Regions from separate parts of the Homo sapiens genome. Here region 2 is linked to region 1. A link is a loop called in an ENCODE intact Hi-C map of the cell type or tissue named here. Cell type or tissue: pancreas. All regions are shown on one strand. Each heading gives the region's core, and the rest is flanking DNA. Links, peaks and the distances in the headings are about the cores only.

Region 1 (14,517 bases), core at 6,064-11,063:
GTCCTGGCACTGCTCAGGGAGGGTCCCGGGGCCCTGCAGCTCACGTGGTCCTTACCAGAATCAGGCCCTGGCCCTGCGGACTGGCCAAAAACAGGGCCCAAGCCAAGCCGCGTTCCCGTGGGTGGACGTCCACTTATTAAGAAGGCCTGTGTCCACAGGAGGCGTGATTCTGGGCGTGTGTGCACACGTGTGTGCGTGTGCGTGAATCTGACACAGAACACCTCAGCTGTTCTAACAGCCTGCAGTGCGCACCGGGGTCTTTCTGGAGGAGACCTGAGCTGGCAGAGGGCTGTGCGGCTGTCCTCCCTCCCCTGTCCCAGCCGCATGTGGAGAAAGAGGGGCTGAGGGACGTGAGGGGGTGGTGCTGTCGGCCGGGGTGAGCCCAGCTGTGGCTGCACCAGGTTCATGACCCTGTCTGTGGCATCCAGAGCTCACTCTGATTGCCAAGTGCAAACACCGGGCTGAGTGAGGCACTGATTCTTAAGGGCAGAAAAATTCATGCTGAGTGCTCAGCAAGGGTGTACACAGATGCGTCTGGGCCCACTGGGTGAAGGCACGCGGGACCCCTGTGACTCCGGGGTTGACCCTGCTGGGCCCAGGAAGCAGCGAGCAGGAAAACAAGCCTCACCTCTGTTGGAAGTGGGCTTCCTGGTGCGGGGGTCCCCACTCCCCACCCTGCAGCCCCTCCTCACGTCTCTGCTCTTCCGGCTGCCACCAGGCTCCCGGCACGCGGCCCTTCTTCCTTCTGAGTTGTTTTTCAGGGGCTGCGCTGGGGTCCCACGGACACCTCGCCAGAATCAGCTGGGTTCCCATGGGAAGGGGAAGTGCCGCTCCTGCGTCCCTGCACCCTTGCCCTCTGTGTGGTGTGGCGTGTCTATCCCGACTGGCGAGGCCGCGAGCCCATAGTTTGCTGCTGCTCCTTCACCGTCCGTGCTCATTCCTCAGCCTGGTACAGCCCCAACCCCCTCCCACCTTTGTGTGGTTCCAGGCCCATGCATGACACGCGTGTTCCATTTCCACGTGCTACCGGCACCAGAGCCCATTCTGTACATGCTCGTTTTTACAACCGCTTTTTAAATCAGCGAAGAGAGGAAAGGAGGTGACTCTACGCTCACAGCCTCTTGTAGCCGCCTTTCCCGGGCTCTGTGCGCCTGGGCTCCAGTCACCGTCGGGGCCCCGTGCCTGACCCCTGGGCAGCGTCCTCTTCCGTTTCTTACGAGGTGGCTCCATGCTAGGGCAGCCGAATGCCCCAGAGAAATGGGCAAAGGTGTGCAGAAGTTATCCCTGCCCAACAGGAGGGAGCACGGCCCCAGGTTTACCTGCTGTGCCTTCCAGGGAACCCCTTGCAACCTCAGCCTGCAGGGACCCAGGGCGTGGGTTCTGGATTTAGACAGGTATGGGCCTCCTCGCATCAGCCGTGTAGACTTGGGACACGCATTCGTGTCTGGACGCAGTTTCCTCACCTCCAGACGGGAATGGCTGCAGTTCCGTGATCACAGTTCAGCGAGGATGAAGCAACCCCTCCAGGGGAAGCCTTTCCTTACAGGACCAGGCAGGTGGAGGCTCTGAGCAGAGGCTGCCATTGTTCCTCTTGCTGCAATGATGAGCGTCTCCAGCACCTGGGCTGCAGCTGTGGTGTAACAGGTGCGATCAGAACACCTGCCCAGCACCGGGCTCAGGCTCAGAGCGTCCTGAGAGTGGAAGGGGTGGGGAGGCTGGCGGCGGTGGTGGTGAGGCGGGAGCACCTGCAGGCTGGGGTCTCAGGCAGCCCCCGGAGCTTGCTGGGAGAGGGTCCCGAGCTGGGGACCCAGAGCTGACTTGAGCTTTGCTGATGACAGACATAGCTCATCAGACAGTTGTCACCCAGGCACCTGAGAACATGGTACTACTCAGGGAAGGGCACATGGGCATTAGCCAGTCTGTAAACATACCGCAAACTCTATAGAAGTAATTGAATAGTAACTATCATGTAATTGCAGGGTAATCACATGGTTATTTTTGCTTTGCAAATTAAAGTGTTACTATGAGATTGAACAATTATGCGGGGTAATTATACCCTGATTCACATGCTAACTCCAAGCAAAATCATCAGGTAAACCCTAGGGTGGGTAGTTACTGTATAAATATGGAGTCGTTGTGACCACATCATTATACATTAGTGGGAGAGTAGCTGGCCTCCTTTGGGATAAGCCTCCCACTGCACCTGACCCTGACTTCCCTACTGAGCACGGCTAGACCCCGAGAGCAACACCGGAAGCCCAGAGGCAGGGCGCCCCGAGACCTCGCACCAGGGGACCTGCTTGATGGGGCCCGTTTTTGAGCATGAAGCACATTCTGAGAAAGTTGTTCTTTTCCTGACACGCTGGGGTTTCGGCAGGGCTGGCTGCCAGCACATTAGGGTGAGAACTGGCTGCAGAGACTGCCTCTGTCACAACCTGGCCTGCAGGCTGGGCCACCTGCACCACACCTGTGCCCCAGGCTGTTCAACTCACTTGTGACTTCGGCCTCACGGCAACCCCACAGGTAACCCCAAGAGCGGGAGGCACCTGTGTGTCAGTCACGCCACCCCCAGGCCTGGAAAAGTACCAGCACCTGTCAGGCAGGCCTGCGTCCTCCCGGAACTTAGTCACTCACACATATGCTGCGATGAGCCACACCCACCCAAGATGCCATCTCTGTCCCTGGGTGCAGGTGACCAGACAGAGGCTGGGGAGATCGTCCCTGGGTGCAGGTTACCAGACAGAGGCTGGGGAGATTGTCCCTGGGTGCGGGCGACCAGACGGAGGCTGGGGAGATCGTCCCTGGGTGCGGGCGACCAGACGGAGGCTGGGGAGATCGTCCCTGGGTGCGGGCGACCAGACGGAGGCTGGGGAGATTTACCCAAAGCCCCCGTTGTTATGCGGTGCAACACTCAGCTCCCAGTGTGCCCTCAGGACCGCGGGCCAGGCTCTCAGCCGTGCGCTGCTGGCATCTGGGACCGAGGGTCTTGGTGGGGGCTGCTCTGACTGTGGCAGCGTGGCAGCTTCCCCGGCCTCACCCATGGGATGGCGGTAGCATCCTCTCCCTATTATACGTTTAATTATAACAATTAAAAATATCTCCAGACACTGTCAAATGTCCCCCGGGGACAAACATTGACTGGTGATCTGGCTTTTACAGGAAAAGGTTGCCCACGCTGGGTCATGACTGGAGTATTGGCTCAAACCAAGTAGCTTCAGGAAATTGAAAAAGGGGATTGTGAGTGACTCAGGGAATTGATAAGTTAAACTATTTCCAATATACACTGGGTGCTATAAATTCATTATATGTATTAAACGCCAAGACCAGGAGTGCTCTGTAAGCCATCAGTGAGCTGCCAAGGTGGCGGGAGCCACATCTGGGAGCCCTCAGTCACATGTTCTGCTTGGGAAGTGCCTGGGGTTGAGGGGGCTGCACACAGTAGGCTCTCAGGCACACAGTAGGTGCTCAGGCATGTAGTAGATGCTCATGCCAGGCCACTGAGACTCATAGGCCCTGTCATCAGCTGAGCATGTTTCTTAGACGAAAGACCTGGCCGCTCCCCCTGCCTCGCTTTTTTTTTTTTTTTTTTTTTTGAGATGAAGTCTCACTCTGTCACTCAGGCTGGAGTGCGGTGGCACGATCTCTGCTCACTGCATCCTCCGCTTCCTGGGTTCAAGCAACTCTCCTGCCTCAGCCTCCTGAGTAGCTGGGACTGCAGGAGCATGCCACCAGCACGCCTGGCTAATTTTTTATATTTTTAGTAGAGACGTGGCTTCACAGTGTTAGCCAGGATGGTCTCGATCTCCTGACCTTGTGATCCGCCCACCTTGGCCTCCCAGGGTGCTGGGATTACAGGCGTGAGCCACTGCGCCAGGACCCCAAGGTGCTGGGATTACAGGCGTGAGCCACTGCGCCTGGCCCCCAAGATGCTTTTACATTTCCACTGGACCCTTGCGGGAGGCGTTGGCTGGGCCGCCCTCCAGGACACTTTGTTCCCTCTGCTCAGGGCATTCTCAAGGCCTCAGCGACACTCGGGCCAGCCTTCCCTTCCCCAGGACACCTGCCCGTTCCCATCCCTGGATGTCCCAGGCCCCAGGAACCCCTGTGCCAGCCATCCTGGCAGCCCACCTGCCCACCTGACACCCTCCCCACACCAGCCTGGGATCCACGGAAAGGCGCGGATGTGTCACCCTTGGGAGCCAAGGCTGCACTGACACCAGGGCCTGTTGTGACCTCAGTTTAAGGGCAGCAAAGCTGTGAGCCAGGTGAGGCTTCTTGGCCAGCTGGAGGCTCTCCTGGGACACGGTGGGGAGTTATTGGGGAGGGCCCAGCATCCCCTTGAAATAGAGTGTTGGGACCTGAAGCAAGAGTCAAGGATACCGGCCGTCCTGGCTGATGGCCCTGAGGCTGGTCTGAGTGCTGCCCTGAGGGGCTGGATGATCCCTGCAGCCTCCTCCCCTCTCGGGGCCTCCGTTAGGAGAGGGCCAGGAAGGTCCTTCCAGCCTCGGCATCCGTGTCTGCCTGTGGACAGAGGCAGGCCTCGCCCCTGGCCCGCCTTCCTTGTAACCTTGACCCCACGAGAGACGCTGGGTCGGGGCGTTGGTGGATGGTGCCCTGCCCTGCATCGCCCCAGGGCGTTGGTGCCCTGCCCTGCATCACCAGCAGCAGCACTCTCCTTGATTAAGCAGCAAGGCAAGGTGGGTGCTGACTCGGAGTCACTCACAGACCGGAAGGCGAATTGCAGAGCCGCACCCTGTAATTTAGTCAAAATGAAAAGGGCAGGAAGGAAAGGTCAATACTGTTTTAAATTAGTCTAACTGCTCCTTTATGTAGAGGACACTGTTGCTCCAAAGGACTGGCGATTTAGCAGTTGGGGAGAAAAGGTCAAGCTTCTTGGTCCTAGGGCAGGTGATAAAAGCCAGTTAAATTTTTGGAAATCATACCTGCAGGTTGTCAATTCTGGCAAATTCTGTACAAATTAGTCTACTCAAAGGCTTGAAGAGAAGGCGTTGCAAACCTCACTGGCAAGCCAGGTGGACTGGGGTGGGATCACCCATACAGGCATGGGGAGGGGAAGGCCTGGGGCTGGGGTGGGGGAGACGGTCAGGCCCTGGCCCGCTCCATCCAGTTTCCTGCAGACCGGATCCCAGGCCCTCCTCACAGAGCACCCCACAGAAGGGCTGCCCCGCAGGGAGGCGCTGCAGAGGGCACCCCAGGTGTCCCCTTGCACTTGGGGTGTGCAAATCTGATCCTTGTCTGCATGAGCGGACAGAGACGGTGCCGGAACGACCCTGTTCAATGTGTAGCACCAACTCCCGGCCACCCACACCAGACACCCTCACCCCCAGTCTGGGGTTTCTGGAGAAGGGGACCAGGGGCGGCTCCCTTCTCCCCGCAGGCTTGCAGGGCTGCTCCTGACCTGTGCTGCAGCTCCTGGCTCCTGTGGGGCCCAGGTTCCCGGGGCTGCGTGGGAGACACAGAAGTGGGGGCACCTCTGCAGCACCCACATCCTGCCGACGCCATGCACGTGAGTGTGCATGTGGGGTGGGGGTGCGCCAGGAAGGCAAAAATCCCAAATGTCAGCGCCCGGTGATTTGAGGAGTTCAGACAAAGCCTTCCCTGGGGCTGTCCTCGGCCCACTTCCCCATCATCCCAATGTCCCTGCAGCCCTTGAAATGGCTCGGATGTGGGGCAGGAGGGCTGGGCGGATGCTGATCTGAGGCCGAGGTTGATGGATTCCGGCTCCCCCAGTGCCGATCCGGCTGCTGCCCCACGTGGGGCTTTGAGGCTGCGGCAACAGAGCCGGTGGGACACGCTCCTGATGCCAGACCCAGGGGTAAGAGCTGCCCCTGCTCCACGGTCTGCGCCACGATGGCTGCCAGAGCGAAAATGGGAGGGAGAGAAGCGCTGTCAGGGCCTCCCAGGGAGGGTGTGTGGCGTGTGGCTTGCTAAGCACCCTCTTTTCTGATCCCGCCCTGAGCAGCTCCCTGGGACTTTTGTTGGTCAAAGCTTCAGCTGTGGTCAGAGGATCCAACGCTGCCGTCAACAGGCAGCTGCTGCCGTATGGCTGCAGATGTGGTTTCTGGAACAGACGGGCCCAGCCCTGCAAGGTGGGCTGGCTCTTTGGCTCTCGAGAGCACCATGGCACAGTGCTGATCTGGGTCCACACGGCCCAGCCACCCGGTCAGCTCGCCTGGTTCTTACATTTCCACTCCACAAACAGAACCCAGACCCAGATCTGCTTCCTCCGCCTCCCGCCCTCCTCGCCCCGCACCGTTTCTTGTCCCACAGAAGCTGTCATGGGTGCTGTGTACCCCACAGGGCGGGAGAGAAAGGTGTGTCCAGGAGCAATCTCGGGAAACAGGGGGCAGAGGATGCGGTGCAGAGCCGAGCTCCGGAGCCACCTTCCTGACCGCCAGAGCCTGACTGCATCCGTATGGCATGAGGTCGGTATCTAGGAGGCCATACTCTTTACCTAACATCCAGGACACAGGAAAAGGACGGAAACAGAAAAAAATACATAAATAAATTCAAGATGCATTTTAAAGAACATGAAAAACTTTAAAAGGACGGGTAATTGTCTAACATTTTGTTAATTCAATCAGGCTTGCAATTTAAAAATAGCTTTGCCTTTTACTGAAAAAGAAATTAATTATAATTTCTTACTGAATCCAGGGAGAGAATTCGGGACTAGGGGGTTCCCTGAGAAGGTCTTCTTACACGTTACCCTCCAATGTCCTGTGGCCAAGGGAGCTTCAACCCCCTCTTTACGAGGGTTCTGGTGGCTGGAGAACTCAGAGACGGCTCTAAAAAAATTGCAAGCTGGCCAGGCACGGTGGCTCACCCCCGTATTCCCAGCACTTTAGGAGGCTGAGGCAGGCAGATCACCTGAGGTCAGGAGTTTGAGACCATCCTGGCCAACACGGTGAATCCCCGTCTCTACTAAAAATACAAAAATTAGCTGGACGTGGTGGCGCACGCCTGTAATCCCAGCTACTCAGGGGGCTGAGGCAGGAGAATCACTTGAACTTGGGAGGTGGAGGTCGCAGTGAGCCAAGATGGTGCCATTGCACCCCAGCCTGGGCGACAGAGCAAGACTTCATCTCAAAAAAATAAAAAAATGTAAACATCGCAAGCTGCACCCAGGTGTGAATCTGGAGGGCGCCTCCTTGGAAAACTTGGCTGGTGACCGCACCCTCAGTTCAAGCTCACCGGCCGCCCTTCCCTGTGCACACACGTGAGCTCTCCAGTATGTTTGGAATATCCCAGAGCCGCTGTCTCCTGGCTGCCCGGCCTCTGTGAGCCGCACTCCAGCCTGAAGGCCAAGACGGCTGCTCTGGAGAAAGAACTTCCCCTGGTGCTGAAGTCCCGAAGGAGAGCCCCATGGGCATGGGGAGGGGAGGGTGCCTCGCCCCCAAGGCTGCGCTGCTCCGCGGCCTGGCCGGGACCACCACACAGAGGCTTCTCTAGGAAACAAGCCACACTCAGTGTGGCAGCAGTGAAGTGCTTTTCTCAGCTTCCTGCTTTCCTCCAGAGAGTAAACCAGTGCCTGACCGTCCGGTTCTCCCTGAATCAACACTCACCGAAAGGAGCTGGTGGAGGGGCCCGTGGGCGACAAACAGCCACAAACCAGACCCCGGGGTCTCCGGAGCTGGGGGCTCTGGGTGGCCCAGGGGTCGTTAATGGGCACGGTTTCCAGTCCAGTCCAGGCCAGCTGTGGTGGGGCTCAGACCCGTCCAGACACTGGGAGCCAGTCACCCCCAGAATAACGAGCTGGGCCTCGAGTTCCAAGTCATCTTTGAGCAGCCGTGTGTCAGCACCGCTGTCCCTGACCACCCCGTGCCGGTCTGCCTCCGTCTCCTCCTTCTCGCTGTACCCCAGGTCGGGAGCTAAAGGGCAATTCAGAGCCTGCTGCCTGCAGGCAAAACGTCTCCCCAGCACCGCAAGTCTGCGCAATTTGAGGCCCAGAAACCCCCTGGACGTAGCTTCTGCTTTTCAAAAACTGTTCATTCGTTTAGCCCCAGGGGACCTCATCCCTGTATGTCCACACTGGGCATCCCAAGGAAGCTGGGGGGGAACCGCACCTGCATCCCTCCAACTCAGAAACCCCCTTCTGCACCGGCAGCTCCGGGCCCGCACTAAGTGTGCAGCGTGGCCATCCTGCGGCTGAGACACAGGGTGTCCGGCAGCGTTTGGATGGATTCTACAATATTTGGGACAGACTTACACTAAAAAATCAGTCACTGCTTCTCCAAACTTCCTGTTGAGCTGGGCACCCTGTGTTTTTGTTTGCTGCGTTTTTGTTTGTTGTATCTGGGTACCCTAAGAATGATCCCAAATTACAAAGTCAGGCCCTGCAGACTCATGGGAGGCAGAATGGGGGCCCCTAAACATGCCCACCTCCCGGTGCACGGAAACTGTGGACACATGAGGCTGCCAGTCAGCCGCCTGACACGGAGGGGTGACCCTGGATTATCCGGGGGGACCCAGTAGAATCTCGGGCCCTTCAACATAGAGGCGGAGGGCAGAGCAGGTCTCAGTGACGAGACACCACTGGCTCTGAAGACGGAGGATGGGACTGAGGGCCGAGGGGTTCTCCCCTGGAGCCTCTAGAAGGAACCAGCCCTCCCAAGACCTGATGTTAGCCCAGGGAGACCATTTCAGACGTCTAACCTGCAGAAATGGAAAGTGTAAGTGTTCTTTTTTAAAAAATTGTCATGAGTACATACAGGGTGTTGCTATTTATGGGGTCCATGAGATATTTTGATACAGGCATCCAATGTGTAATAATCACAACAGGGGAAACGGGGTGAAGCCGCTATGTTTGTGATAATTTTTTAGAGCAGCCATAAAAATATATGTAAATAGGACCTAGTTAGATAACATATATTTTTGGCTTCTGCTCTGTAGAAACTCACACATGATTTGGGGAGTTGTGAAGGCCTGATTTGATTTTGTTTGTTTGTTTGCTTGCTTGCTTGCTTTTGAGCCTGGTGTGCCGGGCGGGCAGGTGTTTCATTGAACCTGGCCCCTTGCTTGTTCAAGTGTTGAGTGAGGGCAGTCTCCAGGTTCCGGGAGCTTCCGAGTGAGCCTCACGCCTCACGGCTGCAGGTCAGAAAGTGATTTGTGGCCCAGAGACCCCCGGACGTAGCTTCTGCTTTTCAGAATCTGTTCATTCATTTAGCCCCAGGGGACCTCATCCCTGAATGTCCACACCGGGCATCAGACCTGGTTGCAGAGTGGGTGGTTCCAGGAGGCAGCAGTGTAGACCAGTGAAGGAGCAGCCAGGGCCTGAGTGAAGCTGGGGCAGCAGAAGCAGCTTTCGATATTTTTTTTCTGCTGAGTCTTGCCAGCTTTTAGTTTAGAAGTTCCTTCCTGGGGAAGAAAGTGGCCGCTTAAATGGCATAAAAAATAATGCACCAGGCAGGGGACCCTTGAGACCCTGGGGCTGGGCTCTGGCTGGGGGCCTCACACGGAGGAGGAGGGATGAGACTCTCAAGGAGGCCAAGGTCCCAGGTCCTGGGCTATCGGAGGCTCCTTGGGGCCTCTGCCTTCCCCAGGAGCAAGCAAGGAAGGAATGTACAGCAGCAGGGCGTGGGCACAGGGCAGCCCCAGGAACAATGGGGATAGTCACGTGGCCCCAGCCTCCACCTCGCTGGCACTCCTCTTGTCCCAGGACAAGCCCAGCCTGCTGCCCGCTGCCTGCTTCTCCTGCATTGGAGGGCTCCAGGCCCAGAATAGCTGCTCGGAGCCAGCATTTGCATCCACGTCTCCTCCACACGTTAGAAAACCTGGACTTTGTTTTGTAACTGCTGGTTCCGCTCAGCAAATAGAATTGTACCTAACTGTGGAGGGGCCCTACACAGTGGCCCGGCCCGGGAGACCCACGAGGGCCTCAGGAGCATGGCTTCTCCCGTCTGCCTCCTGGTTTCTGTCTCTGACCATGTATCTCCAAGCCAGTCAGTCCTGAGTGGCCACAGTGGGGATGGGGCTGCACCAGGGGCCTGCCCTGCTGTGCTGGCCTCTGCCAGGGCTGGGCCCTGCCTGTGAAGGAGCCCTGGGTTGGGCTCTTTTGTGCCCACTCTCAGGTGGGGTTGCGGGAGGCCTGCTTGGCCCCATGGGGATCAGTGTGATGAGCATGACTGGAGGATGTGCGGGCTTAGGATGAGCAGAGGGACCCTACAGAGCCACGACCCCAGGCCCAGGGCCCCTGTTGGCCCCAAAGCGAGTGTGGTGGCCGTCGTTGGGACCCCAACAGGGGGTGGCACTGGCGTGAGGTCTGACACTTGCCAAATTCCTGCGAGCTGACCCCTCGATGGGGCTTGCACTCTAATTCTGCCCCAGGGAAGCCCAAGGTCAGGATTAGCATCCCCCCTGCTTAAGGGACAGCTGAGGCCAGGGTGGGGCTGGGGTGGAATGGCGGGCTGCATGCAGGAAGCCCATGGAGCCCAGATCTGCTCCAGGTCACAACCCTGTACCTGGCTTGGGGTCCACACTCCCCAGACACAGATGGTGGCATGTTCCCCTCGGACTGTCCACCTGTTGTTCGGCCAAGCCCTGACCCTCACAGCAGGCTGCTGAGTTCAAGGATGCCCCTGGGCAGCCAGGCTGGGACCCTTGCCCACTCCCTGGACGCACATCCGCCCGCCGCTGGGTTCACAGGGGAGGGATTAGAAACCTCTCAACGGAACGTCGACGAGGCGAGTGGGGTGGGGATGGGGGTGGGAAGGGGACAGGCCCTCCCCCACACGTGGGGAGATGCATGGCTGTGAGGTGCTGCCTCCGCCTCTGAGGCTGGCGATAGGCTGGATTCAGACACAGCTCGAGCCGCTCACCCTCCACGTCCTGCTTAGGAGGAGTGCGGGGCCGGCTAAATCCCCAATGCCCAGGGCCCAGGGGCATCCCATCCATAGCCTCAAGGTCCCTGGCTTCCCCTGGGGATGGGGCTGTCGCACCTGTGTCCTCCCAGTTCCGAGGTACCATTGATACACACACAGGGGTCCCTGGGGGAGTTTCCTAACTCCTCTTCCTCTGAAGGCCAGGCCTGGGAGAATGAATTCTCCAAGCACCCACCCTCACTGTACCACGGCAGGTTAGAGAATGCGGACAGAGCTGCTTGGCTGCACACCTTGGGGGGGCGTCACCCTCTTTTTAGCCTCAGTTTCCCCATCTGTGCAGTGGGTACCAGAGAGGACTTTACACAGAGGCTGTGCATTCCCTTTTTTTTAATTTTTTTTTTTTGAGTCAGAGTCTCGCTCTGTCGCCCAAGTTGGAGTGCAGTGGCGCGATCTCGGCTCACTACAACCTCCGCCTCCTGGGTTCCAGCGATTCTCCTGCCTCAGCCTCCTGAGTAGCTGGGATTACAGGCGCACATCACCATGCCCGGCTAATTTTTTGTATTTTTAGTAGAGACAGGGTTTCCCCATGTTGGCCAGGCTGGTCTCGAACTCCTGACTTCATGATCCACCTGCCTTGGCCTCCCAGAGTGCTGGGATTACAGGCATGAGCGACCGTGCCCTGACTGAGGCTGTGCATTCCCTAACAGAGGGGGACGTCTGGCTGCCCCCACAAAACAGCAGCTCTGAGCATGTCTAAGGTCAGCCCCTCCCTGCTTTCCTTTTCTCCCTGATCAAATTCATGTGGCTTCCACTCAGCCCCTTCTTCCGGCTCTTACTTAGGAATGCAGATCTACCCCAAACCCCAACACACACTGGAACCCTCAAGGTCCCATCCTACTGAAAGCCAGGTAGCCGGTGCAGTGAGCAATGGACAGATGGATGGATGATGGATGGTGGATGGATGATGGGTAGATGGAGGAATGCATGATGGATGAATGAATGAATAGATTAATGGATGAATTGAGTAGATAGATGAATTGATGGATGGATGATGGATGGATAAATGAATGGATGATGGATGAATAGATTAATAGATGAATGAATGAGTGGATGGATGGATAGATGGGTGAATGCATGGATGGATCATGGATGATGGATGGATGACAGATGCATGGAAGGATAGATGAATGAAAGAATGGGTGAATGGATTAATAGATGAATGAATGAGTGGGTGGATGGATAGATGGGTGAATGCATGGATGGAACATGGATGATGGATGGATGACAGATGCATGGAAGGATAGATGAATGAAAGAATGGGTGAATGGATTAATAGATGAATGAATGAGTGGGTGGATGGATAGATGGGTGAATGCATGGATGGATCATGGATGATGGATGGATGACAGATGCATGGAAGGATAGATGAATGAATGAATGGGTGAATGAATTAATGGATGGATGAATGGATGACAGGCTCTCCATGAGCCGCTCTGCTCTCCTCCATGGCCTCCTGCTCACTGGCCCCTATATCTCACATCCTACTTCCAGTTTAATGGAGACAAGAGTGTCCTCCCCAACCCAAGTTCTCACCCCCATCCCTTCCTCCCTCAGACCCACCTGGAAGAGCTGCTTCTCTTCTCTTGTAGAAGTCTCCCATCCCAAGGAGGTGCCTGGTCTTTCCCCTCAGGAAGGCACCTGGTCCTTCTTCCTCCCTTCCCTCCTGGGAGACATCTGGCCCTTCACCTCCCCCTGCCCCTTCACCTCCTATCAAGGCAGCTCCCTCAGTATTTTCTGCAGACCTTGTTTGTCTCCTGTGACGTTCATACCCTCCCGTTCCCACAGACATTCTTCCATGTCCAGCCCAGACAGAAGGAGGTCCCCCCCTGCCGGATGGATGATTGAGGCTGCCTGTGTGTACACGTATGACTGAGCAATGGACGGAGGTGTCTGTGTGCAGCAGGCATGTGGCACGACCTCGGAAGAGGGAACAAGACAAGATGTCCCCCAAGGTGCCCATGAGGACCCTCCCTGGGCAGCTGGACTCCAGCCCACCTTGGGCTGCAGTGTGCATTGGGGGTGGGGCCAAAGACCCCTCCACATAGAGAAGGCAGCCAAAGGGAGGAGGGAGTGGTCAGAAAAGGTTGTCTCAGCCAGGGAGCGGCTCCACCCTCTCCTGAGGACGCCTGACCTCAGACGTCAGCTCCCGTTAGAGACCCCCGTATACCCCCTGCCTAGAGCCAAACTCTGAGAGTCTCTGGATGGACTGAGGGGTGGGACAAGGAAAAAAAGGAAGGAGGGAGGGAGAGAAGCAGCAAGGAGGGGTCGCCTGGCCCGGCTCCCCCAGTGAGGAAAGGGGCTGTGGCACAGAGATTCCATCTGCAGGGCTGGGGGCAGCCGAGAATGGCACCTCCAACGCCCACGGCAGGGGCCCACCCGCCTGCCTCCTCCGGGACCACCGGGCCTGGCTCCTCTCACAGACTCTTTGAGAGCGTATTTGTGAAACGTAGCATATTGTGGGTGATTAGATTTAAATTTCAATACACTTTGTTAAAAATAGAGTTGGCTCTCGCCAAGAGGAGGCCGCAGGAAGGGGCTCTCAACGGCTCGTCTTTGGAATATTAATAGTATGGAAATGTTATTAGAATAATTTTTCATCATGAATAATAAATTAATGGAATAATTCGGCAGCGCCACGTGACATACCCTGCTAAGAGGGGCTTTGTTTTAACAGAATGGGGAGGGTGGGTTTGGGGTGTGGGGGAGGGCAGAGCTGGGGGAGGGTCCGCCCAGGGCAGGCGGGGTTGGGTGGAAGTGAGTGAGGTGCCTGAAGAGATGAAGGCTCCGGAGGCATTTGGGGAGGAGGACAGAGACCTGGGACCAAGTCCTCAGGCACTTTTAGCTTCATGTCTCAGCCAGGGTTCTGGCCCTGGCCGGCTCCTTCCCACAGAAAAGCTGGGAAGAGATCTTGGTAGGTGTCCGGCCCCACACACCATCCTGCTGGGGGTGGCTGGGTTGGACTTCACCATCCCCACAGCCCTGCAGCCTCCCCTCCTGCATCTTTCTCCTTGGTAAATGCCAGGAACCTCAAAAGCACCCAGAGGCCCAGAGAAATTGAGCACACAGGGGTGGGGAATTCAAGAGCAGGAGCTGTTTCTAGGGCCCCAGGGGCAGGGCCAGGGTCTCCTGGTCATTTCTGTGCTCGGGACCCCTGCTGCACCTGAGCTCACTGTGGAAACTGCCTGAGGGGGCCACACGGAGCTGATGGGGACAAGCATGCAGGGTGGGCACCCTTGTGGGCTCAGCTTGGTCCAGGGTGTCCACTGGGGGACGGGGAGGGAGATGGAGCACCAGGGAAGAAGCGTCTCTTCATGTGGTCAGCGCCCCCTCCTTCTCCCCACTCCCTCCTTTTGCCTCCCTTCCTGCTGCTGCCTGCACGGTGAGAACAGAGATGAGATGGCCCCTGCCCGGGAGCAGTCAGCGGCACCACAACCCTCCCAGGCCAACCCAGCTCCTGACAGAGAGGGAGGGAGGCAGCCTGGGGCTGGGGGCCCTGGCAGCAGTGGCACACGGAGTGTGCACATGGATCCTAGTCAGCCTTTTGCAGGGCGCTGAAGCCAGTGGGGGCCCCCAGGGAGGTTTTGGGGGAGTGTTGAGGGGGCCTGAAGGGTTCCGCTCC
Region 2 (16,429 bases), core at 5,758-10,757, 60 kb before region 1:
TCTCCTGCCTGGTGCCTCCCATTTAAGGAGCAGGTTGAAGGAGCTGAGACCCCCCCTTGGGCATTGAGCACTCCTGTCTTGGATACAGGCTTCCCCAATGCTGCCGCCTCTCTCCCTGACCTCAACCTGCTTCCCTGCACTGAGCCTCACCTTTGAACGTCCTTCCTTCCCCAGCGCGTGGAGCCCCGCACAGCTGGGGCAGCTCAGCCGAGTGCAGGCGGTGGCAGGTCCCAGGGGCTGGTGTCTTGGGTGGGGCCTGGTGTCCGAGGCCTGCAGATCAGCCCTGCTAGCCCTGCCCAGTGCCCAGGCTGCCCCTTTGCCTGGTTGGGGGTTGGTGGGGCAGGGAGCCTGGTGGGCTTCACTCTGGGTCTACCAGGAAGGTGGCACTAGGTTAATCATTATTGCCCCGACCCCCTCCGTATGGGGGGGCAGGACCAGCTCAGAAATTTTAGAGTACCACGCAAAATAAGAACGTTGGGCTTCTTGCTCAAAAATGAAGAATTCTGGGACAGCAGTGGCGGAGCATGCAGCCTTCTGAGCGCAGACGTCGGGACACCAGGGACGCTGGCCGGGAGCGAGGGAGGGGCTTTACCGAGGAATGGGTTTCCTCCTCCAGCCTTGTTCTGGAGATCACGCCTGTGCAATCTTTTTAAATACAGAACAGAAAAAAATGCCAGCCCCCTGCAGCCTGGTCACGAGAATGCCAGGATCTCAGGGCACCTGCTGGCTGACCTTCGCTGAGATAGAATTTACACACTGCACATGCTCCCATCTGAAAGGGATGCCCCGCGGCCTTCAGCACATTCACAACATCGCGCAACCATTGCCACTCATTCCAGAACTTCCACCACCCCGAAAGGAGCCCATCAGAGTCTCCCCACTGCCCCTGTCAGCTCCTTGCTGTCCCTGTGGACTTGCTGGTTCTGGACACTTCATGGAATCAGAATTGGTGTGACACAGGGCCTTGTGGCGTGGACTACGGCCCTCTGAGCGGTCTTGACCTGTTCACCTAAAACCAGACGCTGAAATTAACCAGGCCCACCTCTCCAGGCCAGGGCGGGTGAATTCCCGGGGACCCAGCCCTTGCCTGCACCAGGAGAGTAAGCGACTTATTAATAGGGTAATTTATGCGGGTGCCTGCGCACCGGGACGGACCAGCATCTATCATGGCTGTTTTGCGTTTCTTGATTTCACGATGTCTGTTGTGTGCTCAGGCCCCTCCTCTCCAAGGTCCCAGCTGTCCTTGCCCTGTTCCCTGTGAAGAGTGAAGAACCAACGCGGGCGGGGAGTGGACCGGTGGGGAGAGGGCCGGTGGGGAGAGGACCGGTGGGGAGGGGCCGGTGGAGAGGGGGCCGGTGGGGAGGGGGCCGGCGGGGAGTGGTTTGGTGGGGAGGAGGCTGGTGAAGTAGCGTCAGGTGCGGGCCTGGCGTCGGCGAGTCAAGTCGAGCTGATCCAGGGCCTTCTTTCTGCAGCTTCATCAGGTTCTCAATTAGCGGAGGGCGCTGGCGGTGGAGGAGGGCATTAGCCGTGCCTGCTCTCGGGCTCTGCCTGCCAGAGTGCCCTCATGTGGCATGAGATTAAGGCTCAGCCTCTTTCCTGACAGCAGGTTTTCCATTTTTCTTCTCCTTCCTCCTCTCCTGGCAACAAAGTCCTTTGCTGGGCTGGGGGGTCTCCACTCTGATCCACTTCCCTCCTTCCTGCCTCCCTCCCACGCCCTGGAAACCCCGGCCCATGACTCTTTCCCTGAGGGGGCCGCCCGCAGCCTCTCCCCCATGGGGGCTTTGCTCTGGGCACCCCCTTTCCCCCGGGGCGGGTGGGGCAGCGGCCGGGACTCAGGAAGATGGTGGCCCAGTGGGGCTCTCTCCTTGGGTGTGTGGGAGCGGAGTCCCCTCGCTCTTCTGGGATAGAACGCTCCGTTGAGCTCCCCAAACTGCTCCCGTGCCGAGCTCTGGGGGAGGGAGTCTGTTCAGAGACGGTGCAGTCCTACCTTTTAGAAGGTACGCCTGCCTTTTTAAGCAGCTCAGCTCTCAACAATGCACAAGTGGCTTGAGTAGAAGAGCTGCTCCTGCTGGGAGGCGCAGGAGGCTGAGCGAGGCCCACCCTGCAGGGGCGAGGCCACGGTTTGTGTTATTTCCCATGATGACTCCAAACGCACCCGAGTCCCCCGGGCCTCCGCGCCTCCGTGTGCAGGTCCCCCGGGCCTCCGCGCCTCCGTGTGCAGGTCCCCCGGGCCTCCGCGTCTGTGTGTGCAGGTCCCCCGGGCCTCCGCGCCTCCGTGTGCAGGTCCCCCGGGCCTCCGCGCCTCCGTGTGCAGGTCCCCCGGGCCTCCGCGCCTCCGTGTGCAGGTCCCCCGGGCCTCCGCGCCTCCGTGTGCAGGTCCCCCGGGCCTCCGCGCCTCCGTGTGCAGGTCCCCCGGGCCTCCGCGCCTCCGTGTGCAGGTCCCCCGGGCCTCCGCGCCTCCGTGTGCAGGTCCCCCGGGCCTCCGCGTCTGTGTGTGCAGGTCCCCCGGGCCTCCGCGCCTCCGTGTGCAGGTCCCCCGGGCCTCCGCGCCTCCGTGTGCAGGTCCCCCGGGCCTCCGCGTCTCCGTGTGCAGGTCCCCCGGGCCTCTGCGTCTCTGTGTGCAGGCTCAAGTTTGCCAACGTCCATGCACGTCTCAGCCTCTCAGCCTGGACTGGACAACTGGGCTTCGGGAATTCATTTAAATTCTACCCGCTACACGCCTTCCCTGGATTCAGGGCGGCGTCCAGTGCATTCATCACGCGTGTGCTGCCGTGAAGGTGCGGGGACCCCCCCCAAAAGGCTTCCTTCCCTGTCCTGCGTCCTGCCCACAAGGCGGTGCTGCTGGCACCAGGCCTGACCTGGCGCTGCCAGTGCTCCACTGTTTTGAGTTATTGACCAACAATTCACTCTCGGGTCCCGAGGGGAACTGGCCTGAGGCCACTCAAGCAGAGGCTCAATGAGGAAAGATAAATATTTCATGGTCTGGGTCGGTGAGAGAGGGAAATCAATAGCGCATCCCATCCTCAGTACGGCGCAGGCCTCCCACCCAAGGCAGCGAGTTGCATCCTCCGTGCCGCGCGGGCCCTCCCACCCGAGGCAGCGAGTTGCACTTCCGGGCTTGTTCTCTTCCTCCCTTTAAGGCAAGGCTGCAAACTGCCAGGCCGATGGCCCGTGCTGGGAGCAGGCAGGTGTCCTGACTCCGCCTCCAGCCGGTGAATCAGAGCCCTGAGATTCACCAAGGGCCCCCTGCCCGGGTCGTGGAGGCAGAGCCTGGGGCTGGGAGAGGCCCTTCAGGACCCCTCTGTGGGAGCCGGACGCAGGCCTGGGGATGTTGGAGGTGGGAGCGCTTCCAGGCCCCTTGTGTAGGACCAGAGGCTGCTCCGACCCTGCTCGGGGCTCTGGAGACAGAAGAACGGCATGAGTGTTTCACAAATGGTGCAGACAGTTCACAGGTCAAGACAGGGGACAAAAGTGACCACTTTTAGTTAAAAACAGGTGACTCCGTCCCAGGACAAGCACGATGCTGTGTTAGGTCCCGTTAGTCCCCTTGGAAAGCTGTCGGCTTTCCCTGGAGAGGACCTCGTTCTGTCCACGCCACTGCCCTGCGAGCGAGAGGGAGTGCGAGCGGGGCGTCCACGCGCTCCCATGGGGGACCTGGGGCTGCTTCCCGCTTCCCGATTTTCCTTCAGCGCTGCTCGTGGCGTGCCCTTTCTCCCGTGGCGCAGTCACCAGCAGGACGTGTGTCCCGCTCACGCTTTGGGAAACACGGCCTTGTAGCAGGAGCTGCTCTCGGGGTTCAGCATCGGGGGTGGCAGAGCCCAGTGCCTGCTGGGGCATTGCCAGGCATCGTGGAGCTGGACCCAGAGCCAGGGGTCCCAGCTGCTGCTCCTCAAGGACCCTGTGGCTCAGGAAAGCCCTCCCATTGCTAACGTGTCACCCGAAGGGCTTGGGGACCTCCACGCAGGATGGGCTTCAAAAGTCAGCTCAGGCGGTGCCCTGGCCTCGGGTGCGCGGGGAGACCACTGGCCTCCCTCATGCCGGCTCCCTGCTGACTGTCTCGTGAGCTCCTGGCAGCCCTTCTAGAATGTTCTGGCGTGGCTCCCTGCTCACGTTTCTAAAGCAACTATCAGCCCATCCTCAATTACCGTGTCTCCAGGACCACAGACGACCTGGAGCAGCAAGAGTCAGTGCTGGGGCCGGGCGCGGTGGCTCACGCCTGTAATCCCAACACTTTGGGAGGCCGAGGCAGGCAGATCACCTGAGGTCGGGAGTTCGAGACCAGCCTGGCCAATATGGAGAAACCCTTTCTCTACTAAAAATACAAAATTGGCCGGGTGTGGTGGCGCATGCCTGTAATCCCAGCTACTCGGGAGGCTGAGGCAGGAGAATCGCTTGAACCCGGGAGGTGGAGGTTGCAGTAAGCCGAGATCGTGCCACTGCACTCCAGCCTGGGCAACAAGAGTGAACTCCGTCTCAAAAAAAAAAAATAAATAAAGAGTCAGTGCTGGGACGAGAGGCACCGGTAACATGGCCAGTGTTGCAGCCGGAGGCGGGCAGGGCTGACCTGTCCAGGGACCAGCAGAGCTCGGGCAGGAGGTGACCCTGAGTCGGGGGAGAGGGGGCGTGGGAGCCTGGGGCTGGGGGAGGAGGGAGGATGTCACTGTGGATGAGGCTGGTTCCCAGCCTCAGGAGCCAGGCCCGGGCCCCTCCAGCTCCACCTGTGCTCACCTGGGCAGGTGATGCCCCATGCTGAGCCTCTGCTCTCTGGTCCTTAGGGTGGGGGTGCAGTTCATGCCCCATGGGCTGGGTGAAAGAATAAACCCCCACCCAGTGGGCACGTGCGGCGGGCACCCAGAGTGCTTGAAGTTTCCTTGTGAGGCTGCTGCTGACTCTGGGGAGGGACGGTGTCGTTGGAGTGGGGCCACCTGGCTTGGCCCGTTGCCCTTGGCAGCAGGAATACAGCTGCCCTGGGGGCTCCTCTGCCACACGGGCACTCAGGGGTGCTGGTCGTTGGGTCCAGGCAGGGTGGGGGCAAGAGCCACTGAGGGGCCCTTTGTTTGCATCTTAGGTGACGCTGCAGAGGTGAGTGGCCGGGGCATCCAGAGCTTCCCTGAATGACTGGGCCACGACGATGAAGGCGTCAGGGCTGCAGCCTGCTGGGCGTGCCCCAGCCAAGTTTTCAGGACGGCCTCTGCTTCTCCTTCGGGGAAGGAGCAGCCCTACTCCCTCTGATGGGGCTGCCTGGGAGGGTTGGATTTGTTGTTTGTAGGGAAAGACTGGGGCGGAGAGCAGGGTGCTGTGGCCCCTCTCGTCCCTTTCTGGTTCCTGGGGCTGTCCGCACAGAGCAGGTGGGGACACGCTGGCTGGATTTCATCTGGATCAGAGGAGGGTGAGAGGATGGTCTCCTGGTGGGGAGTGCAGAGCCTCAGCTCTGGAGTGTGGAGAAGGATCCAGCTTGTTGGGTGGTGTATGGTCAGAAGTGGGGACCTCGGGGCCTCAGATCTGGCCTCTGATCCCAACTCTGTTCCCCTCGGAGCCACCCTTCCCTCATCCATCAGGAGCCAGTAGCAGCCCCAGGACAGCTGCCGTGGGATAAATAAAAGGAGCCGCCTTCAGGAGCTGCCTGCCGAGTGTCCACAGAACGTAGCGTCTTCCCAGCACTCAGCGGGTCCTGATGGGCCTCCTTCCCACCGCCCTCTTCCGAGTGTGGGGAGCTCAACCCCTGACTTGGGGTCCCGGGACATTCAGTTTTGTGTGTGATCAGGGAGGCAGCGCCTGACCCACAGAAAGCACCTGCTACTGGTGGGGTCTCAGATCTGTGCACACCTGTGTCCCGGGCTCCTCACTGTCCGGGTGGTCACACTGTCCCTGCGCTGCTGGACTTGGGGGCTTGGGTGCAGCCAGCCTTGTGCTCCTCAGCCTCCCTGGTACAGGAGGACTGTCCATCTGCCTGGCAGGGGCAAGGCCGTCTTCAGCGGAGAGACCTGGAGGCCACGTGGTCTGCTCAGAAGTACCTGCATGCAGTTTGATGCCCTGCTGCAGCAATCTTGAAATTCTTAGTAATTTTATCTTTGAATGCTCGCTTTGTAAGTGCAATCTAAGGATGGTGGCGTGAGCATGACTGAAGGAAGCTGGAGATGGTCAGGGTGCGAGTCCACTGCGGAGCCAGTAGGTGCCAGTGGTTCGAGAGGCCACGCTTTCCCTTGACTCAGAGCTGGCCCCAAGTGCAGAAAGGAGGTGGTGTTGCTCTCAGATGCCCACACAACCAAGGACACATCCCCCCCGTCTCCCTGGGACTCCCATGTGAGCTGGCCACCTGCACTGCAGATGACGATGTGGAAGGAGAGAGAAAGACAGGAGACCGCGGCTTTTCCTTTCAGTCCTTCGTACCCAACAGCAACTGAGAGGGCGTCCCGGCAGGGTATGAATGGCCAGCAGGACGCTGAGGCTGCGTGGCGTTTCCACCGTGCTGCAGGAACAAGATGCACATCGTGCAGGAGCCGCAGAGCACGCGTGCAGAGGTTTCGGTGGCTTTGCCCCGCAGCTAACGTGTGCGTGTGTGCCTTGACTTATATTTGCATTACTTAGAATGACATTCAATAGCAAATGAAAGACAGCCGGCAAGTCAATAGAGAGAATGCGGAAGGAAGGAGAAGGCTTTGTTTGTGGCTCTGAGGGCACTTTTCCTCCTGCATTTGCATTTTGCACTGTGCAGATTTGCACCGTGCAGCCACCCGGGCCTCCTCGGGTCTGGGGCTCCATTTCCAGCACCCCCACCCAGCGCTGTGGGCCCCTCCCCCACGCACCTCCCCCACTTTGGTGGTGACAGTTGGTTGTGGAGGAACAATCGTCAGTGATGGGTGAACTAGCTGTGTTTCACGTGGCCTCCTCATCACTCTGCCAAGCCCCTGGGGCAGGCACATTTTGGCTGCCATCGACTCTAGAATGTTCTCTGGTGTCTCCAGGGGGTGTGCAGAGCTGGTCCCTCCCAGCGAGGAGCTCTGCTCACAGGTTCACACCCCCTGCCCTGTTCTCCAAGATGGGAATGTCTGATGAGAGCCCCAGAGAAGAATCAGCCGCTGGGGGTCGGGGAGGTGTTGGACTCTCTTGAAACAAAGGAGGCCCAAGCCTGGGGTCACGGGGCTGGGGGTGGGGGTGGGGTGGGAGGGAGTGGGCAGTGACCTGAGAACAGGAAGGGAGGTGGAGGTCTTGGGTCACGGGTGATGGATGATGGAGGAACAGGCCCAGGAGGCCCTGCTTGCTGGGGGCTTCTTTCCTCTTGCGTAGTCACCCTGTGGGGGGCTCTCAAACTCACAGAGTTTGGCCGTAGGGAAGTGCAGGGGTGGCCTGGGAGGCTGCAGGCTCTGGGACAGCCTGGCTCACACAGGAGATGGGATGGCGCTGAGAGGAGACCCCGGGGCGCCCAGCGTCTCAGGCTATAAGGAGCAGCCACTCATTGTGACACCCGATGGTGAAATGCTGCATTATTATTTATGGTGTTGAATAATCACAGCACAATCATTGCAGGCCACAGGGCAGAAAGTGCTAATGTAGTTTAAAAACAGTACATTTGAATCTGGACACTGGCAAGAAAATAGGCAAAATAAATACTTTTGTCCACCCCTCCCTACCCTCTTTTGGTGACTTGGGGTGGCCTGGGTCGGTGCTCAGCCCAGGGTCCCGCGGCCAGAGCCAACCATGGCGCGCCTGGTCTCCTCCAGATAAACGCGCGCCCACGTCTCTGCTGGGCTTTGGAATTAGCTCAATACTCATTCAGACGCAGAGTGCGTGTGCCCTGCCAGGACAGACGTCATTGCTGTGCGGTGCTTGAGTGCCATCAATAAGCCACAGAAGAGAAATCCGGAAACAAGGGACGCGCAGCGTGATTCCGTGCCACGGCGTCAGGAGCGGCATGTAGCATCTTTTGGTTTGAGAGTAAAATTCCGCAATCAGAAATGAAATCCGAGCAAAGAAGCAAAGCGCACAGAGGCTGGAGACGCTAAAGCATCCAGGCAGGACTCCGCCAGGTGGGCAGGCAGAGGCCTGTGCACAGGCAGACGGTGTGCCCGTGAGCAGGACATGCTTGTAGGGTCACAGGTCACCCACCCGCAGGACACGCATGCAAGGTCACGGGTCAGCCACCAGCAGGACACGCATGCAGGGTCACGGGTCAGCCACCCACAGGACACGCATGCAGGGTCACGGGTCAGCCACCCGCAGGACACGCATGCAGGGTCACGGGTCAGCCACCCGCAGGACACGCATGCAGGGTCACGGGTCAGCCACCCGCAGGACACGCATGCAGGGTCAGGGGTCAGCCACCCGCAGGACACGCATGCAGGGTCACGGGTCAGCCACCAGCAGGACACGCATGCAGGGTCACGGGTCAGCCACCAGCAGGACACGCATGCAGGGTCACGGGTCAGCCACCCGCAGGACACGCATGCAGGGTCACGGGTCAGCCACCAGCAGGACATGCACACCCATGTGTGCACATGGGTAGGTGTGCTCGACCCACACATGTTGTGCCATCACCCCATCCTTGTCCTTGGAGAAAGGGCTATTGGCCATCGTGACGGGGAGCCTCTCAGCTGCGACTGGGCCCTGGGAGCCATGGAGTCTTCTGGCCGCCTCTCCTGGCCACCAACCAGGAACCCCAGGCCCCAGGCCCACGGTTGCATCTGCTGTGCCATCCTGTGGACAAACGGACGATCCAATCCAGATGGCACTGCAGGGGACTGAACGGGGCTCTGAAACCCGGCCGGAGCTGCCCTCAGGCCACCCTCCTCACCTTGAGCCATTCCCCTGCTCCGTCACCTGTGTCAGGCCTGGGTGCCGCCAGGAGGCCTCCTTCCAGCTCTCTGCAAGCTGGCCCCGTGTTCACGGGCATCCAGCGGGATCCACCATGGAAAGACAGCTTTCTCAGAGGCATCTCAGCACGTGGGCCCAGCCAGAACCTCGAGGGCTTCTGTCCCTGGAGGGCAGGGCAGAGCGGGAGGACACAGGGACACAGAGAAGGTATCAGCTGGCGAGGGCAGGGCAGAGCAGGAGGACACGGGGACACAGAGAAGATGGCAGCTGGCTGAGGGCAGGGCAGAGCAGGAGGACACAGGGACACAGAGAAGGTGGCAGCTGACTCGGCGGGAGCGGAAGGTGCTGCTTTCTTCGAGGTCCCCCTCTTTGCGGCTCACCCTTCTCCCTCTATGGCCCCCTTAACCCCAACCCCCCTCGGCTGCCTCTCTGAGTAAAGGACAGGCCAGCGCCGAGCAGGTATGTCCCCTGCCAGGGTCCCCCGCACACCTGGATCTTCTAGGCTGGGGAGTAGTGGAAGGATCTGCGGGGCTCTCGAAGCCGTCTGGGAGGAACGTCAATGACCAGAGGAAGGAACAAGGGTTTCGGGTGGGATTGGCCAATTCCCTGGGTCATCTCAGAACCACGAGCTTGTCTTCCTGGGTTACAGGGTCCTGAGCTTGGCCGAAAAGGGACAAACGAAGGGCCGGGTGTGATGACCCTGCATAGGTTTGACAGCCCTGTGTCCTTCCAAATCAAGTGAGTGGGTCTGGGTCCCCGGCCCCCTCCAGCCTGGGGTCCAAGCCTCCCTGGTCTCCTCGGGCAGTCAGCCTCTCTGCTCCAGTGCCGTCAGTTGTCACCTACGTGGGTAAAACGCCAGGAGAGGCTGGATCCCCAGCTCACCGGCCTGTGGCCCGGGCATCCTGGGCTTGCAGAGGGAGGGCCGAGGGTGGTAACTAGGAGGAGTGGCTCTGAGCCGGGGAGGGAACACGGCCAGAGGGGGATGAAGGCCACACGGAGCACCGCGGGAGCCCCGCCGTCTGCGCAGGGTTCAGCCTTTCAGCCTCGATGTGGGAAGTCTCTCCATCTGTTCAGGTTTTCTTTGGGTCTTTTTACCAGCCATGTTTCGCAGTTTGCAGCGTACAAGTCTCACACTTCCTTTGCGAAATTATTCCTAAGTAGCTTATTCTTTCTGATGCTATTTGACCAGGACGCTTTCTGCATTTCATCTTGGGGTGTTCACTGTCAGTGCAGAAATATCCTACGCCCCATGATCTTGTTAAACTCCTTCGATCATCTTATCAGGTTTTACTTCATTTTATTTTATCTTTGTAGATTCCTTAGGCGATTCCACCTACGGCGTGAGGCGTACTTCTACATCTTTTTTGCTAATCTCGGTGATTTGAGTTCCATGTTCTTGCCTCACTGCCCTGGCTGGAACCCGCTGTGCAGTGTGGGAGGAGCGGGAGGGGAGGGTCCCCTTGACTTGCTCCCTTCCGTGGGGAGACGGTCAGGCTTTCCCCAGGAAGCGTGCTGTAGGTTTCCATAGATTCGAGACGGTCAGGCTTTCCCCAGGAAGCGTGCTGTAGGTTTCCATAGATTCCATTGCTAGGTTGAGGAGGTTCACTCTCATTTCTGGTTTGTTGAAAGTTTTTTTTTAATTATAAATGGGTGTCAGATTTTGTCAAATGGATTTTCTATATCAGTTGGGATGATCATGTGGCTTTTGTCCTTTATTTTATTAATATGATTTATTACATTAATTGAGTTCTGGCTGTTAAACCAATCTTTCAGTCCTGGGAAATATCCCACTTGATCATGGTGTACAGTATTATCTTTTTAAAATAAATTGTTGGATTTGGCCAGGCACGGTGGCTCATGCCTGTAATCCCAGCCCTTTGGGAGGCCAAGGTGGGAGGATGGCTTGAGCCCGGGAGGTCGAGGCTGCAGTGAGCCGAGATCGTGCCATTGCCTGGGTGACAGAGTGAGACCCTGTTTCAAAATAAATAAATAAATAGTCGAATTTGGTTTGCTAAGTTAAAAAAATTAAGTAAGTGTCCCGCTCAGCAGCATTAATTACATTCACGATGTTGTGTCACCATCACCACCAGCTACATCCCCAACTCCAAACAGAAACCCTGTCTCCATGAATAACAACTACCCATTCCTCTCCACCCCCAGCCTCTCTTAACCTAGAATGTACTTTCTGTCTGTGAATTAGGCTCTTCTAGATATCTGATGCAAGTAGAATCATACAACATTTGTCCTTTTGTTTCTGGCTTATGTCACTCAGCACAATGCTTCCGAGGTCGCTCAGCAGGGGGCTTCCGAGGTCGCTCAGCACGGGGCTTCCGGGGTCGCTCAGCACGGGGCTTCCGGGGTCGCTCAGCACGGGGCTTCCGGGGTCGCTCAGCACGGCACTTCCGAGGTCGCTCAGCACGGGGCTTCCGAGGTCACTCAGCATAGTGCTTCCGAGGTCGCTCAGCACAGCGCTTCCAAAGTTATTTACCTGGTAGCGAGTGTCAGACTTCCTTCATTTTTCTGGCTGAATCCTATTCCCATGGGTGGATGGACCGCATTTTGTCCTCCATTCATCTGCTGGGGGCAACTGTGCTGTTTCCACCTTTCAGCCATTGTGAGTAACGCTGGTATGGGAGCCTAAGTGTCTGTTTGGGTGTTTGTCTTCATTCTTCCGGACCTACCCTTGGGAGTGGAATTGCTGGATCGTAAGGCAGTTCGGTGTTCCACTATTTGAGGAGCTGCCAAATCGTCTCCCACGGTGGCTGCTCCATTTTACATTCCCGCCATCAATTCCAACTTCTCCACATCCTCTCTGAGGCTTGTTATTTTATTTTTATTTATTTATTTTTTTGAGACAGGGTCTCACTCTGTTGCCCAGGCTGGAGTGCAGTGGTCCAATCTCAGCTCACTGCAACCTCCACCTCCCGGGTTCAAGCGATTCTCCTGCCTTAGCCTCTCGAGTAGCTGGGATTACAAGCGCATGCCACCACACCCAACTAATTTTTTGTTTTTTGGAGAGCAGCCGTCCTATCGCATGTGAGGTGGTGTCTCTGTGGTTTTGATTCACATTTCCCTAGTGACCAGTGAGTGCTGTTGAGCATCTTTTCATGTGCTTATTGGCCATTTTATATCTTATTTGGAGAAACATCTATTCGAGTCCTTTGCCTATTTTTAAATGGAATTTTTTTGTTGTTGAAGTGTAGCAGTTCTTTATAAATCCTGGGTATTAAAACCCTTATCAGATATATGATTTGCAAATATTTTCTCCCACTCTGTGGTTGACGTTTCACTTTCTTTTTTTTTTTTTTTTTTCGTTTTTGAGAAGGAGTCTCGCTCTGTCACCCAAGCTGGAGTGCAGTGGCGGGATCTCGGCTCACCGCAAGCTCCGCCTCCCGGGTTCGCGCCATTCTTCTGCCTCAGCCTCCCGAGTAGCTGGGACCACAGGCGCCTGCCACCACGCCCGGCTAATTTTTTGTATTTTTAGTAGAGACGGGGTTTCACTGTGTTAGCCAGGATGGTCTCGATCTCCTGACCTCGTGATCCGCCCGCCTCGGCCTCCCAAAGTGCTGGGATGACAGGCATGAGCCACTGCGCCCGGCTGACGTTTCACTTTCTTGATAGTGTCTTTTAATGCAGAACAACTTTAATTTTGATGAATCCAATTTATCTGTTTTCTGTTAAAAAAATTTTTTTTTTTTTGAGACAGAGTCTCAATCTGTCCCCCAGGCTGGAGTGCAGTGGTGCGATCCTGGCTCACTACAACCTTTGCCTCCTAGGTTCAAGCGATTCTCCTGCCTCAGCCTCTAGAGTAGCTGGGATTACAGGTACCCACTATCATGCCTGGCTAATTTTTTTATTTTTAGCGGAGACAGGGTTTTGCCATGTTGGCCAGGCTGGTCTTGAACTCCTGACCTCAGGTGATCCTCCTGCCTCAGCCTCCCAAAGTGCTGGGATTACAGGCGTGAGCCACCATGCCTGGCCCTGTCTTTTTTCTTTTGTTGCCTATGCTTTCTGTGCCATTTACCATTGCCATGTTGAAGGTCGTGATAATTTGCCCCTATGTTTTCTTCTAAGCGTTTTATAGTTTTAGCTCTTACATTTAGGTCTTTGATCCATTTCATGTTAATTTTTGTATATGTTGTAAGATAAATGTCCAACTTCATTGTTTTGCATGTGTAAATACCTTTTTCCCAGCATCGTTTGTTGAGGAGGCTGCCCTTTCCTCACTGGTGTTGGTCCCTTATTGAAAGTCAATGGACCATGTATATGGGGGTTCATATGGGGGTTCTCTGTTCTACTCCATTGGCCTCTACATCCATCCTTTTACCAGCAGCACATTATCTTGATGACTGTAGCTTTATGAGTAAGTTTTGAAATCAGAAAACGTGAGTTCTCCAAGTTTGTTCTTCGTTTTCAAGATCGTTTGGGCTATTTAGGGTTCCGGAAGTTCTATATGAATTTTAGGATAAAGGTTTTCAATTTTTGCAAAAATTGCTGTTGGGATTTTGATAAGGATGACGTTGAATCTGTGGATTGTTTTGAGTAGTACTCTCATCTTAACAACAGTAAGTCCTCCAGTCTGTGAACACGGGTGACTTTCCATTTATTTGTGTCTTCTTAATTTCTTTCATCAACGTCTTGTAGTTTTCAGCATACAAGTCTTTTTCCTCCTGGGTTGAATTTATTCCTAAGCATCTGATTCGTTTCGATGCTATCGTAAGTGGGGTTCTTTTCTTTTCGGATTGCTCATTGCTAGTGTCCAGCTGACTTCTAAGTAATGATTTTGTACCCTGAATCTTTGCTGAGTTCATTTATTAGGTTTAACAGTTTTTTTTTTTTTTAATGGTTCTCTGGGCTTTTCTACATGGTGCATATCATCTGCAAATACGTGCCATTTTAGTTCTTCCTTTCCAACTTGGATACCTTTTGTTCCTTTTTCTTGCCTAATTGCTCTGGCTAAAACTCCCAGTATTGTGTTGAATAGAAGTGGCAAAAGCAGGCATCCTTGTCTTTTTCCTGATCTTGGGGAGAAGCTTTCAGTCTCGTACCATTGACTGTAATGTCAGTTGTGGGTTTTTCATAGATGACTTGATTTACTAAATTTTACTAAGGATATTTTGGTTTACGTTCATGAGGGATAATATCTTATAGTCTGTTCGTGTCTTTGCCTGGCTTTGATACCAGAGTAATTCTGGTTTCATAGAATGAATTAGAAAGTGTTTCCTCATCCTCTACCTTCTGAGGATTTTGTGTGAGATTGCTGTTATTTCTTCTGTAAATATGTGATGGAGTTTACTAGTGAAGCCAGTGCTATTTGGGCATTAATTTCTTTACTTGTTGTGGGTGTCTTCAGGTTTTCTCTTTCTTCCTGAACTCATTTTGGTAATTTGTGTCATTCTAGGAATTTGTCCATTTCATCTAAGTTGTCAAACGGTTGGCATAAAATGGTTCATAATGCTCCTTTATAATCCTTTTAATTTCAATAGGATCAGTAGCAGTGTTCTCTCTTTTATTCCTGATTTTAGTAATTTGTGTCTTCTCTCTTTTTTTCATGGGCATTCTTGCTAAACATTTATCCACTTTGTTGATTTTTTTCAAAAAATCAAGTTTGATGCTGCTGGTTTTCTGTATCGGCTTTCTGTTTTCTGCTGCACTGCTGTTCACTCTGGTCTTTTATATTATCTTCCTTCTGCTTGGTTGGGGTTGGATTTGTTCTTCTTTTTCTTGTTTCTTTTGGTGGAAGATTATATTATTGATTATATTATTGATATAATATGATTATATTATTGACCTTTTTGCCTTTGAAATATGGGTATTTAAAGTTATGAATTTCCTGCTTTAGCTAGATCTCATGCGTTTTGGTATGTTGTGGTTTTGTTTTCATAAGTTCAAATTATTTTCTAATTTTCTTTTTTGTGATTTCTTTTTTGACTCATGGGTTATTTAGAAATGTGTTGTTTAGCTCTCAAATATCAACTTATTTCTCCAGTTTATTTTTATTTTTATTTTTTGAAATGGAGTCTGGCTCTGTTGCCCAGGCTGAATGAAATGCAGTGGTGTGATCTCAGCTCACTGTAACCTCTGCCTCTCAGGTTCAAGTGATTCTCCTGCCTTAGCCTCCTGTGCAGCTGGGATTACAGGCACATGCCATAATGCCCAGCTAATTTTTGTATTTTTAGTAGAGATGGGGTTTCACCATGTTGGCCAGGCCGGTCTCGAACTCCTGACCTCAGGTGATCCACCCACCTTGGCCTCCCACAGCACTAGGATTACAGGCACGGGCCACCGTGCCTGGCTATTTCTGTTCTTGGTTTCTAATTTAATTCCATTGTATTAGAGAACATACCTTGTACGATTTAAATACTTTTAAATGAGTGAGACTTGCTCTGGGTCTAGCCTACGGGCTCTCCTGAAAAGTGTGGCACTGCTGCTGAGTGCTGTCATCATGGGGAGCGATCTATAAATAAGAGTTTGGGTAAGTTGGTTGACAGTGCTGTTAAAGTCTTCTGTGTCCTTACTGGTACTCTGTGTAGATGCTTTATTCGTTATGGAGAATGGGCATCGCAATCTCTCATGATAATTATTGAATAATATATTTCTCTTTTCAGTTCTGTCTCATTTTACTTCATATATTTTGGAGTTCTCTTGTTAGGCATGTATATACATTTATGTCTTTCTGTCAATATTGACCCTTTTATCCTTATAAAATGTCCTCTGTCTCTAGTATTTTTTTCCTTGAAGTCTATTTTGTCAGATGGAATATCTGTGTTCCACCTCTGTTGCAGTTGTTATTTGCATCATGTGTATTTTTCTGTCCTTTTGCTTTCAGTGTATTTGCATCTTGAAATTTAAAGCATGTCTCTTATAGATGGCATGCAGTTGGGCCTGGAGTAGTTTATCCAGTCCAATAATTTCTGCCACCCGACAGTGTTGTTGTTGGTTTAGTGGCATTTTTGTCTCTGACGTTTTGTTCCTTGCTTTCTACATGTCTCGTGTCTTTTTTGTTTCTGTTCCTCCTTTACTGCCTTCTTTTGTGTTAAGCAAATATATCTCAGTTACCCTGTTAGCTAATTCTGCTGCCGATTGTGTTAATTGTTAACCATGTTTTGAGTTGTGTTCTTAGTGATTCTCCAGGAAACCAGTATATATCTTAATGTATTACAATCTACATCAGGTGAATACTGACTTAATTCCAGTAAAATGTCACCTCTGATCCAGGACAGAGCCGTTCCCGCCTGAATTGTGACTGCACACCCAGTTTGTCCCTGTGTCCCTCTAGCCTGAGGGTGGCGTTGGCTTCCTGTAGTTGAGACTTTCCGAGTTGCTCCTCATCCCCATGGGGACCTTCTCACACCTCTTCAACCGGCATCCCATATCGAACCCCTGGGTATGTGCTGTTTTCTCCCATGGACTCCAATGGGTGCAGGCATCTCCACCTGCTGTGGCCCTGACCCTCCCCTTCCTCTCGATGTTCATGGGGCATTTAGGGGCTTCGTCTGGGGATGGATTAAAGGGCCTGGGCTCCTGGGGAGGAGCTCCCCTGTTCTCCCGGGCTTTCCTCGGTCTCCCACTCCCCTCACCCTTTGTGGATTTTCCTGGGGGATTTTACTTTATTAAA

The links. A loop is a pair of places that touch in the nucleus more often than their neighbours do. Peaks named below come from ENCODE experiments on the same cell type or tissue, not always from the same donor. Only the 100,000 strongest peaks of a DNase experiment are listed, where the experiment ranks them.
Region 2: a loop joins it to region 1, with 4 times the contacts of the local background. A loop is called at or near these places in 2 of 110 quality-filtered maps.

Annotation. Positions count from the first base shown.
Region 1 is chr20:63,086,809-63,101,325 of GRCh38, forward strand. It overlaps HAR1B (highly accelerated region 1B), which reads right to left. Exons shown (of 3, transcript NR_152601.1): 2 at 9,229-9,375; 3 at 8,685-9,105. It overlaps HAR1A (highly accelerated region 1A), which reads left to right and starts at 14,484. Exons shown (of 2, transcript NR_003244.2): 1 at 14,484-14,517. In pancreas, for the core only: no CTCF peak of the experiment used is centred there; no DNase peak of the experiment used is centred there.
Region 2 is chr20:63,026,748-63,043,176 of GRCh38, forward strand. It overlaps LINC00029 (long intergenic non-protein coding RNA 29), which reads right to left and starts at 10,281. Exons shown (of 4, transcript NR_028295.1): 1 at 9,301-10,281; 2 at 8,818-8,974; 3 at 8,536-8,694; 4 at 7,470-7,921. LINC01056 (long intergenic non-protein coding RNA 1056) reads left to right here and starts at 11,264. Exons shown (of 6, transcript NR_033369.1): 1 at 11,264-11,438. It overlaps LOC105372718 (a long non-coding RNA gene), which reads right to left and starts at 1,009. Exons shown (of 3, transcript XR_007067718.1): 1 at 458-1,009; 2 at 151-369. RefSeq lists a silencer at 1,505-1,574 and enhancers at 1,869-2,420, 5,891-6,615, 7,339-8,063, 8,064-8,787. In pancreas, for the core only: no CTCF peak of the experiment used is centred there; no DNase peak of the experiment used is centred there; H3K4me3 peaks cover 401 bases; H3K27me3 peaks cover 1,712 bases.